3 separate regions of the Homo sapiens genome follow, and all the other regions are linked to region 1. The links are chromatin contacts, found by Hi-C or POLR2A ChIA-PET in ENCODE. All regions are on one chromosome and are shown on one strand. Each heading gives the region's core, a stretch centred on a gene start or an enhancer-like site at or near the end of the contact. The rest is flanking DNA. Distances are from core to core; before and after follow the strand shown.

The links. Hi-C counts contacts between places; a loop is a spot of excess contacts on that map. ChIA-PET counts read pairs that join two places held with the same protein, here RNA polymerase II (POLR2A). Pooled maps may share reads with other maps.
Region 2: a map of gastrocnemius medialis shows a loop between it and region 1 (7-fold over the local background). The contact joins the enhancer-like site here to the promoter of IMPA2 in region 1. A Hi-C loop is called at or near these places in 1 of 168 maps with a recorded cell type or tissue (gastrocnemius medialis). POLR2A ChIA-PET finds 5 or more read pairs at or near these places in 1 of 52 experiments (PC-9).
Region 3: a pooled map shows a loop between it and region 1 (18-fold over the local background). The contact joins the promoter of SPIRE1 here to the promoter of IMPA2 in region 1. A Hi-C loop is called at or near these places in 1 of 37 single-sample maps with no recorded cell type and 10 of 50 pooled maps. POLR2A ChIA-PET finds 5 or more read pairs at or near these places in 1 of 52 experiments (activated naive CD8-positive, alpha-beta T cell).

What each region holds. Positions count from the first base shown.
Region 1 is chr18:11,980,149-11,982,848 of GRCh38, reverse strand. IMPA2 (inositol monophosphatase 2) reads right to left here and starts at 1,342. Exons shown (of 8, transcript NM_014214.3): 1 at 1,084-1,342. The coding sequence starts at 1,179. RefSeq lists silencers at 805-2,284, 2,125-2,419.
Region 2 is chr18:11,365,376-11,368,075 of GRCh38, reverse strand. It overlaps LOC107985173 (a long non-coding RNA gene), which reads left to right. Exons shown (of 3, transcript XR_007066289.1): 3 at 629-971. Among named protein-coding and RNA genes, the nearest start is that of LINC01928, 88 kb to the left of the region's middle. Within about 2 kb of position 1,369, at least 2 of the 41 ENCODE cell types and tissues checked have a DNase peak (open chromatin) inside an H3K27ac peak, as active enhancers do; they include gastrocnemius medialis, where a contact is called at or near this core.
Region 3 is chr18:12,656,775-12,659,474 of GRCh38, reverse strand. It overlaps SPIRE1 (spire type actin nucleation factor 1), which reads left to right and starts at 1,368. Exons shown (of 17, transcript NM_001128626.2): 1 at 1,368-1,945. The coding sequence starts at 1,609. It also overlaps a transcript of PSMG2 not described here. RefSeq lists silencers at 909-1,058, 1,109-1,178, 1,181-1,349, 1,219-1,638, 1,829-1,948.

The DNA.
Region 1 (2,700 bases), core at 93-2,592:
GCACACCTCCTGTCTCTAAAATCCCCGAAAACAATCACTTTTTTTTTTTTTTTTTGAGACGGAGTTTTGTTCTTGTTGCCCAGGCTGGTGTGCAATGGCGCGATCTCAGCTCACTGCAACCTTCGCCTCCCAGGTTCAAGTGATTCTCCTGCCTCAGCCTCCCAAATAGCTGGAACTAAGGCACGCGCCACCATGCCCAGCTAATTTTGTATTTTCAGTAGAGACGGGGTTTCACCATGTTGGTCAGGCTGGTCTCGAACTCCTGACCTCAAGTGGTCCACCCGCCTCGGCCTCCCAAAGTGCTGGGATTACAGGCGTGAGCCACTGCGCCCGGCCCACAATCACATCCTAAGAGACAAACATGGAGTAAGCCATCTTACAGTCCTGGGAGAACCAACACTCGCTTGCCTACCACTACCGTCGGTGTGTCAGGCACTGCTAAAGGTACTGAGGAAAGTGGAAGGAACAATCACAAAAATGAAAAAGAGAAGAGAGGAACTGCACTCCATTTTAAACTCTGCTCGCTGGTTTTCGGTAGCTCTGCGGCTCGGTTTTCATCCTTCCGGGCAGTGTAACAAGTTCCTCCTGAACTCTGAGTCCGTGGCCGTCGCGGAGCTGAGCCACTTTCAGGGTGTGGGTCAGAGTAAGTTTGGGTTGAGGATGCTGCAGCCAGGACAATCAAACGGCAGCCCAGCCAGATCCCCACGCGGCTGGGGCTTAGCCCCGGGCTTCCTACCGCGAGCTGAATCCGTTCATAGGTCCTTAAAAATCAACAGCCCCGTACGCTACCCCTGGAGAGATTTCTACATTCTGACCACTCACTCAAACGCAAAGGTCACGTTAGCCGCTGAACTCCAAAGCAGAGGGGCTCGCCGCCAGGGCTCCGGGAGTTGGAGAAGGGCGCGGGAGGTGTGTCCAGGACACCAGCACAAAGGCTCCTTTCACCGCTCCGCGCCCCGCGCCCTCGGGTGCGGACCCTGGGCGCCCGCCGGCTGCGCGCCAGGACCCCGCCACTCCAGGCGGCTCCCAAGGCCCACGCGCTTCTGCTCCGCCCGGACTTCCGAGCCCAGCCGTGGCGCTCACCTGTCCTGCCCGCAGCGCCAGCTGCACGGCCGCCTGGAAGCACTCCTCCCAGGGGCCGGCCGCCAGCGCCGCCTGGTCCTCGCCGCTCGGCTTCATCGCGGCCTCGCCGGGCCCCTCCACCTCCAGCCCCCCTCGGCGGGACTCCGGCTCCCACCGGATCCCGCCGTCCCGCCGCCAGGCTCCACACTCCCTGTGCCTGCTCCCGCAGCTCTGTGCCTAGTCCGCCGCCCGTCCCACACCTGCGCTGGCGGGAAGGGCAGCCAGCGGGCCGCGGGAGCCGTGCGTCCTGCTTTCCGCTCCCCACCCTCCGCCCCGCCCCGTGCCGAGCCCAGCCCAGCTCCCCGCCCCGCTCCCCGCCCAGCTCCCTGCTCCCGCGTCCGGCCCCGCTCTGCATTCCCCACCTCGCCCCTCGCAGAGCTCGGCCCCGCCCATTCCCCCCTCTTCCCCGCCCCTTGACGCTCCCGGCCCCGCCCCGCACCCGTTGCTGCTCCTGGCCTCTTCCCGCGCCGTGCCCGGCCCCGTCCTGCACCGCCCCTCCCGCTCCCGGCTGCGCCCCGTACCTGGCCCCGCCCCTCTGGGCTAGCCCTGAACACAAATCAGTGCCGAGCCTGGTCCCTCTCCGCTCCGCGCTTTACCTCCAGCCCCGCCCCTGTGGTGCAGCATCACCCTCCCCGCTCGAGGCGGACCCAACCCTGCTCCGCCGTGCCCCGTCCCGCAGCGCGCAGAGCGGGCTCCAACTCCTCTGAGCCTCGAGCCCCGCCTCCCTCAAGTTGAGCCGGGCCCGTGTCCAAGCCCCGCCCCACCGCCGCGCGCTGAGACAGGCCCCACCCCCGGCTCGTGCAGAACTCCGTACTGTTCTGGGTCAAGCGCGCGGAGGGCGGCTTGGGCCACCGCAGAGCTGGGAGGGAGGAGCTAGGAGCGGCTGTTTTGGGGGCCCGGGGCAGCTACTGTCTGGGTGGGACCGTGCGGTGCCGGCCCAGCCCCGGAGGTGCCGGGGAGCGTCCCGTCCGCGGATCCCCGCGCACGTGGTGCCGGGCGTCCCTTCATGGTCTGTGGCCGGATTCGGGCTCGAGCGCCAGGGGCGGCTGGGCCAGCACCTTCCGACCGGTCGCTTTTTGTTCGCGGAGGCCGCTGGGCGCTAGGCGTCGTTCTCGGCCTCGCAGGAGCTCAGACCGCCGAGCGCACAAGGCCGCAGTGTTCCTGCAAGCGGCCGCCCCGCGCGGCAAGTTTGGTCGCAAACAAGCTCTCCCTCCGCTAACCCCAAACACTGCGAGGACAGCGGCTGGACTTTATAAACTCTTCACACCCAAAACTCGAATTTGGAGACGGAACTGTGATTGCGATGAGCCTCTGTAGTGAGGAATGACCTTTCCAACCTTGGATTCTCTTGCTGGCCCATGTAAACATAAATAGGAGGCATTTCCCGAAAGAGTGGCCGCGTGGTTTCCAAGGTTAATTTCATAAGCCGCTCTGCCTGCCCGTTTTATAAAAGATGCTAACCCACGTAAAATTATTCTGGAGTGCCACTTCGGAGTCTGGGAGAATAATGGGAGTTTGTACAAGAACCTTGATGGGGCATTTTTTACACACTTAACCTAATAATGAAATTAAACGTTT
Region 2 (2,700 bases), core at 120-2,619, 610 kb after region 1:
ATGGAGTTTCTCTCTGTTGCACAGTGGCATGATCTTGGCTCACTGCAACCTCCCCTTCCGGGTTCAAGCAGTTCTCCTGCCTCAGCCTCCCAAGTCGATGGGATTATAGGCACACGCCACCACGTCCAGCTAATGTTTTGTATTTTTTTTTTTTTAGTAGAGGTGGGGTTTCACCATGTTGGCCAAGCTGGTCTTGAACTCCTGACCTCAGGTGATCCAACCGCCTTGGTCTCCCAAAGTGCTGGGATTACAGGCGTGAGCCACCGTGGCTGGCTGACCTTTGTTATAGATTAGCTGCCTCTTTTGTTGTCCTGTACCTAACTCAGACCAGATGGTACAAAAGGTCCCATGACTGTTACATCTTCAGTGTGGAATGTTCAATATACCTTTCCCAAAAGAAAAAGACCACCTCAACCAATCAGATCATTGTAACCAGGCATTAAGCCTGGCTTAGAAAGATGTTGAAATTCTGTTAAACTTCCCTAGACCTTGTCTGTATAAATGACTCCAAACTTTGGAACACTGAGTTCTATTCTTTGGAATCTGTGCTTCCCAGGTGGCTGTCCTTAAGCTTTGTGTTCCAATAAATTCTACATTTGATTATATTTTCTGAATATTATTATTTAAGGTTGATGCAGGAAACAGATGGAGGGGCAGAAGTTGATACTCATCTCATTAGATCCAAAGAAGCCAAATGGTGGCCATCACCTGTGACATGAAGAGGGTATATTTTATGGAACTGGACAGCTTTCAGAATCACAAGCAACCTCTTCAAAATGTGATCTACTGAAACGTGCTTGAAAGAGAGAATAGGAGTGAGGCGGGCAAAGGAAGCAGAAGCCATTGTGAACTGCCCTAGAGAAACCTTGGGCATCTTTTTGTTGGGCAAAGTGGTAGAGGCTGAAACGGGGAATAGCATGTAACATTTTATTTGACTGAAATAAACAGCTGTTTGTTTTTTTTTTCTTTCATATGTAAGATAGACAAAAGGTGTTTGACAGATAAGGATTGGGGCAATGTTGGTATGAGTTCAGCTTTTTAGTTTGTTCTTTAAAAGTGGCCATCAAGATGTGGGTGTAAGGTATTTCACAGTGATTTGCATTCATTCTCATTGCTGTCACCATCAAGGCCCAGTTACTCAATATCCAAGTTTGTTTTTGTTGTAATTCAAACAAAATAAATACAAGTAGCAGGGCTTTCCATCCTTCCTGGGAATATTGTGTGGGTGCATCTCAGTGAATGCCAACTGCTTTCAAATAAAATGTGCCATCTGAAGGAGCACAGTTTCCACTCCAGACCTGCATGTACAAGACGCAAAACAAGGCACTAGCTGGCTTAGGGGAGTCATGCCTGAGAGAACGAGTTGTATATAAAACTCTGCTGAGGCTGAAAATAGCACAGATATGAAAGACAGAAGCAAAAGATATCGGGTGTCCTAAAGTGCCAGATGCCCAGGTCACTTAAAAGTGGATGACTCAGAGTCACACAGAGTAGCAGCATGCTGGGATCTTTGAGGAAAGCTGACCAACCACAGAGAAGGAAAGGCAAAGTGATTCCGCAGAGAATTGAACCAAATACAAATTTGCCTTTGTTTTTCATCCCACAGAATTTCCTCTTCACCCATGAGGTTTATAGCTATTTTCACATGACCATCCACTGAAAGGAAAATAAATCTGATCCTGTCCCATCTACTCGAAATGCCTTGTCCTTAGGCCACTCAGCTTGATCCTCGTAATAAAATCACATAGAATGGAATACATTTTAAGGCAAAAATGTGTATGGCTAATTAGGATATTTATGTATTGATAAGATAAAGATAGATGAGATGCTGGGAGAATAAAATAATTATAAATCTTACAACATCATGTCAAAGTATATGGTATATGGTCAAAGTATATGGTATAAAACTACAAAACTGCTAGAAAAAAATTACAAAATTATGAGAGAACTTGCACCTCTTTCAATCATGGGTAGAAAAGGCAGCAAAAAAGTTAATGGGAATTTAGAAGATTTAGGCAACATAATAATGTTGATTTGGTACATGTATAAGCCTGAAACTAACAGATGATATAAAACCTTATGGATGCCACTGAACTGTGAAATGTACACATAAAAATGCTTAACATAGCACATTTTATTATATATATCTATATATTTTATCACTGTAGGGGATAAAAAAATATTTTTTTCTCAGTGATTGCTAGGTTTATGCCTGAGGCCTCCCTAATAACGGAAAGATTAACAAGAGATAAACACACAAATTTGTTTAATAAAAGTTTCATTGGATATAGGAACCTTCACAAGAAAATGAAGATCCAAAGAAACAGGTAAACCTGTATGCTTTTACAGGTTTACAGGGTGGCCGGCGCCTGCCCTCAGAATGTTTGGAAACTAAGAAACATACATAAAATAATTCAAAAAAAATTTAAAAAAAAAGGGAAAAAAGGAAAAAGAAATCACAAGAAATATTAGAAAATATTTAGAAGAAAATGTAAATTCCAAGGGAATATTTGTGAAATATACATAAATCATTCAATAGAGGGAATTTTATAGCCTTAAAATACATGCACGAAGAAATAAATCTTTCCTGGATTTCTTTTATTCCTGCAAAATTCTGGTTCCCTGAACCACTGAAATGGATATAATATGAAGCTAGAGAATGTTTTCCTTTCCCCCCAAATATTTTACTTTTTGCACGTC
Region 3 (2,700 bases), core at 119-2,618, 680 kb before region 1:
GGCTGGTCTCGAACTCCTGACCTCAGTGATCTGCCCGCCTCAGCCTCCCAAAGTGCTGGGATTACAGGCCTAAGCCACTGCGCACGGCCCTCTTTCAATTTCTTAATTTTCCTTTTCGTCCTGTTGCTTTTCTCCCTCCTCCCCATTCCCAGCTGTATGTAAGATGGTATCTCATTTTAATAGACTGTTGTTATTTAAATAGACTGTTGTAGTTTCTACCGCAAGATGCAATTGTTGAGAGCGTGATTTCTAACATTTTACATAAAACTGCCGTAAAAGGTTTACTGGAACTTAATATACATTGCCTATTTGGTTGATGCTTTCAACACTCTGTAGGGCTTTCACACAGGACTAGCCTCAGTGGAATTTTATCGATTAAATTAATCTACCAATGGGTGATTAAGAATTATCTGTTTTATTGCATATTTAATAGGTTGGGGGGGCGGAATTCTTTCTTTCTACGGCTAATTGCCCTCAGTTCAATTTTACCACTGTGATATTCATTCCACATGCTCTGATGAGTGTGGTACTTGAGACATTACCTTAGTGAGGGAAGGGACCAATGTTACAAATGAATCCGGAAGGACGCTAAAACTAACACCTGCAAATTATGTACATGTTTATATTCCAGGCGCTGGTTTAGCTTTTGGGAGAAGTCAGTGAGGAAAACCCGTAAAGATCCCCGTCTTTACGGTGCTTACCCTGAAGATGGGAGTGGAGAGGGAGGTATTCAACCAGCAAGAAATCGGAAAACGCGCAGAGCGGCCGCGGGGTCACGGGAAACTGCCGGAGGCTTTCAGGGCCCAGGGCCCGGCGGGGAGGCTTCAGCGGGCCTGCATTTTCTTAGGCATCCGCTCCAGGCGGGTTCAAGTTTTCAACCAGACCTTCGGCGATCCAGCGCCTAGGGAACGTCAATGCGGGTGACTTCTCCCGCTGTGCAGGGCGGTGACCCGGGTTGGCGCGCCCAGTTCCCCGCCAGAGTCGGCCGGGGACTTCCCTGATAAATGCGACACCCTCTTGCCCCTGCGCCCCCCGACCGCGCGCCCGGCCCCGCGTGTCCCCCACGCCCCACAACCCTGCACGCCCTACCCGGCCGCGCATCCCCTCCGGACCGTGCGTCGCCGCCCTCACCATTGCGCCCCCAGCTGTGTGTCCCTTGCGACCGGGCCCCCCGACCGGGCGTCACCGCCTGCGACTCTGAGAGCCCTGCGGGCTAGAGACCGTGCGGCCATCTCGCCTCGAGGCGAGGCCCTCCTGCCTGGTCCTCACCTCCAGAGCGTGCATCCCCCGGCCCGTGCGGCCCCCTAAGGGGCGGGCGCTGGGCGGCGCTGGACGGCGCGAGGCGGGGCGGGGCGGGGCGGGGCGCCGGACGCCATCGCGTCGCTACCGGCCGGCGGCTGTCTGACCGGGACTGCAGCCGTGTCCTCGCCGCCCTCCTCTTGCCCACGCCTCCCGGGCACTCGCCTGGTCCCGGCGGCGGCGCGCGCGGCCGCGTTGGGCGGCGGCGGTTCCGGGGATGGTGAGGCGGCGGCGCGCGACGACGATGCTCCGGAGCTGAGGAGACGCCGGCACACGGCGCGACTGCCGAGCGCAGCGCCCACCCGCGGGATGGCTCAGGCGGCTGGCCCGGCGGGCGGCGGGGAGCCGCGGACTGAGGCAGTGGGCGGCGAGGGGCCGCGGGAGCCCGGGGCAGCCGGCGGCGCGGCCGGGGGCTCCCGGGACGCGCTGAGCCTGGAGGAGATCCTGCGGCTGTACAACCAGCCCATCAACGAGGAGCAGGCGTGGGCCGTGTGCTACCAGTGCTGCGGTTCCCTGCGCGCCGCCGCCCGCCGCCGCCAGCCCCGCCACCGTGTGCGCTCGGCCGCGCAGATCCGCGTCTGGAGGGACGGCGCCGTCACCCTGGCGCCCGCGGCCGACGACGCGGGAGAGCCGCCCCCAGTTGCGGGTGAGGCCGCCGGGCCCCTTTCCCTCGTAGTTCTTGGAACACCCGCGGCTGGGCCGCCTTACCCTCAGCGTCCCCGGCCCTTCCGCCCCCGCCGTCCCCCCCCATTTTGCCACGGGAGACCCCCGGGAGGATCCGGCGGGGACCCGCAGGGGAGGACGGCGTCAGGCCGTGGCTGGCCGGGGCCCCTCGGAGGTCAGAGCCTCGTGGCGGGCGACGGCGCAAATCCGCTGTGCGGAGGACGTTTGGGTGGGCCTGGGCCTGCGGGCCGCGGGGCGCTCGTCATTGTGCTGCCCGCGGGACAGCTGCCCGCGGCGCGTTTGGGAGCGGTGGGCTGGGCCCTGCTCCGGGCCAGCGGCCTGTGCGCCTCACGCCGTGGCTGCTGACACACGGCCGGGTTCACGGGGTGGGGAGGGCATCGCAGGCTTCACGCGGGGGCTCCGCACGGATCCTCAGTGCCGCTGTCGGAAACACCGCACTCCTCACGGGAAACTAGCAGTATTCCACATTAGACAGCCTTTCCTCGGTTCGGAAATGTAAAGATGATTCTGAACCGTGAGAATTCTGCTCTTTGGGGAGAAATGGAAAAATAGACTAAATAGTGATTTTTGGCTCCTGGACGTTAGAAAATACTGATTGCATTCCTGTATGTGAAAATTTGTTGTGATGAAAAACAGGCTTGTAAAGTGAAAAGTTGACAGGATGTCGGGATACAAAGAGAAAATGGGCCTTAGTTACGTCATTGTCTAATGTAAAAT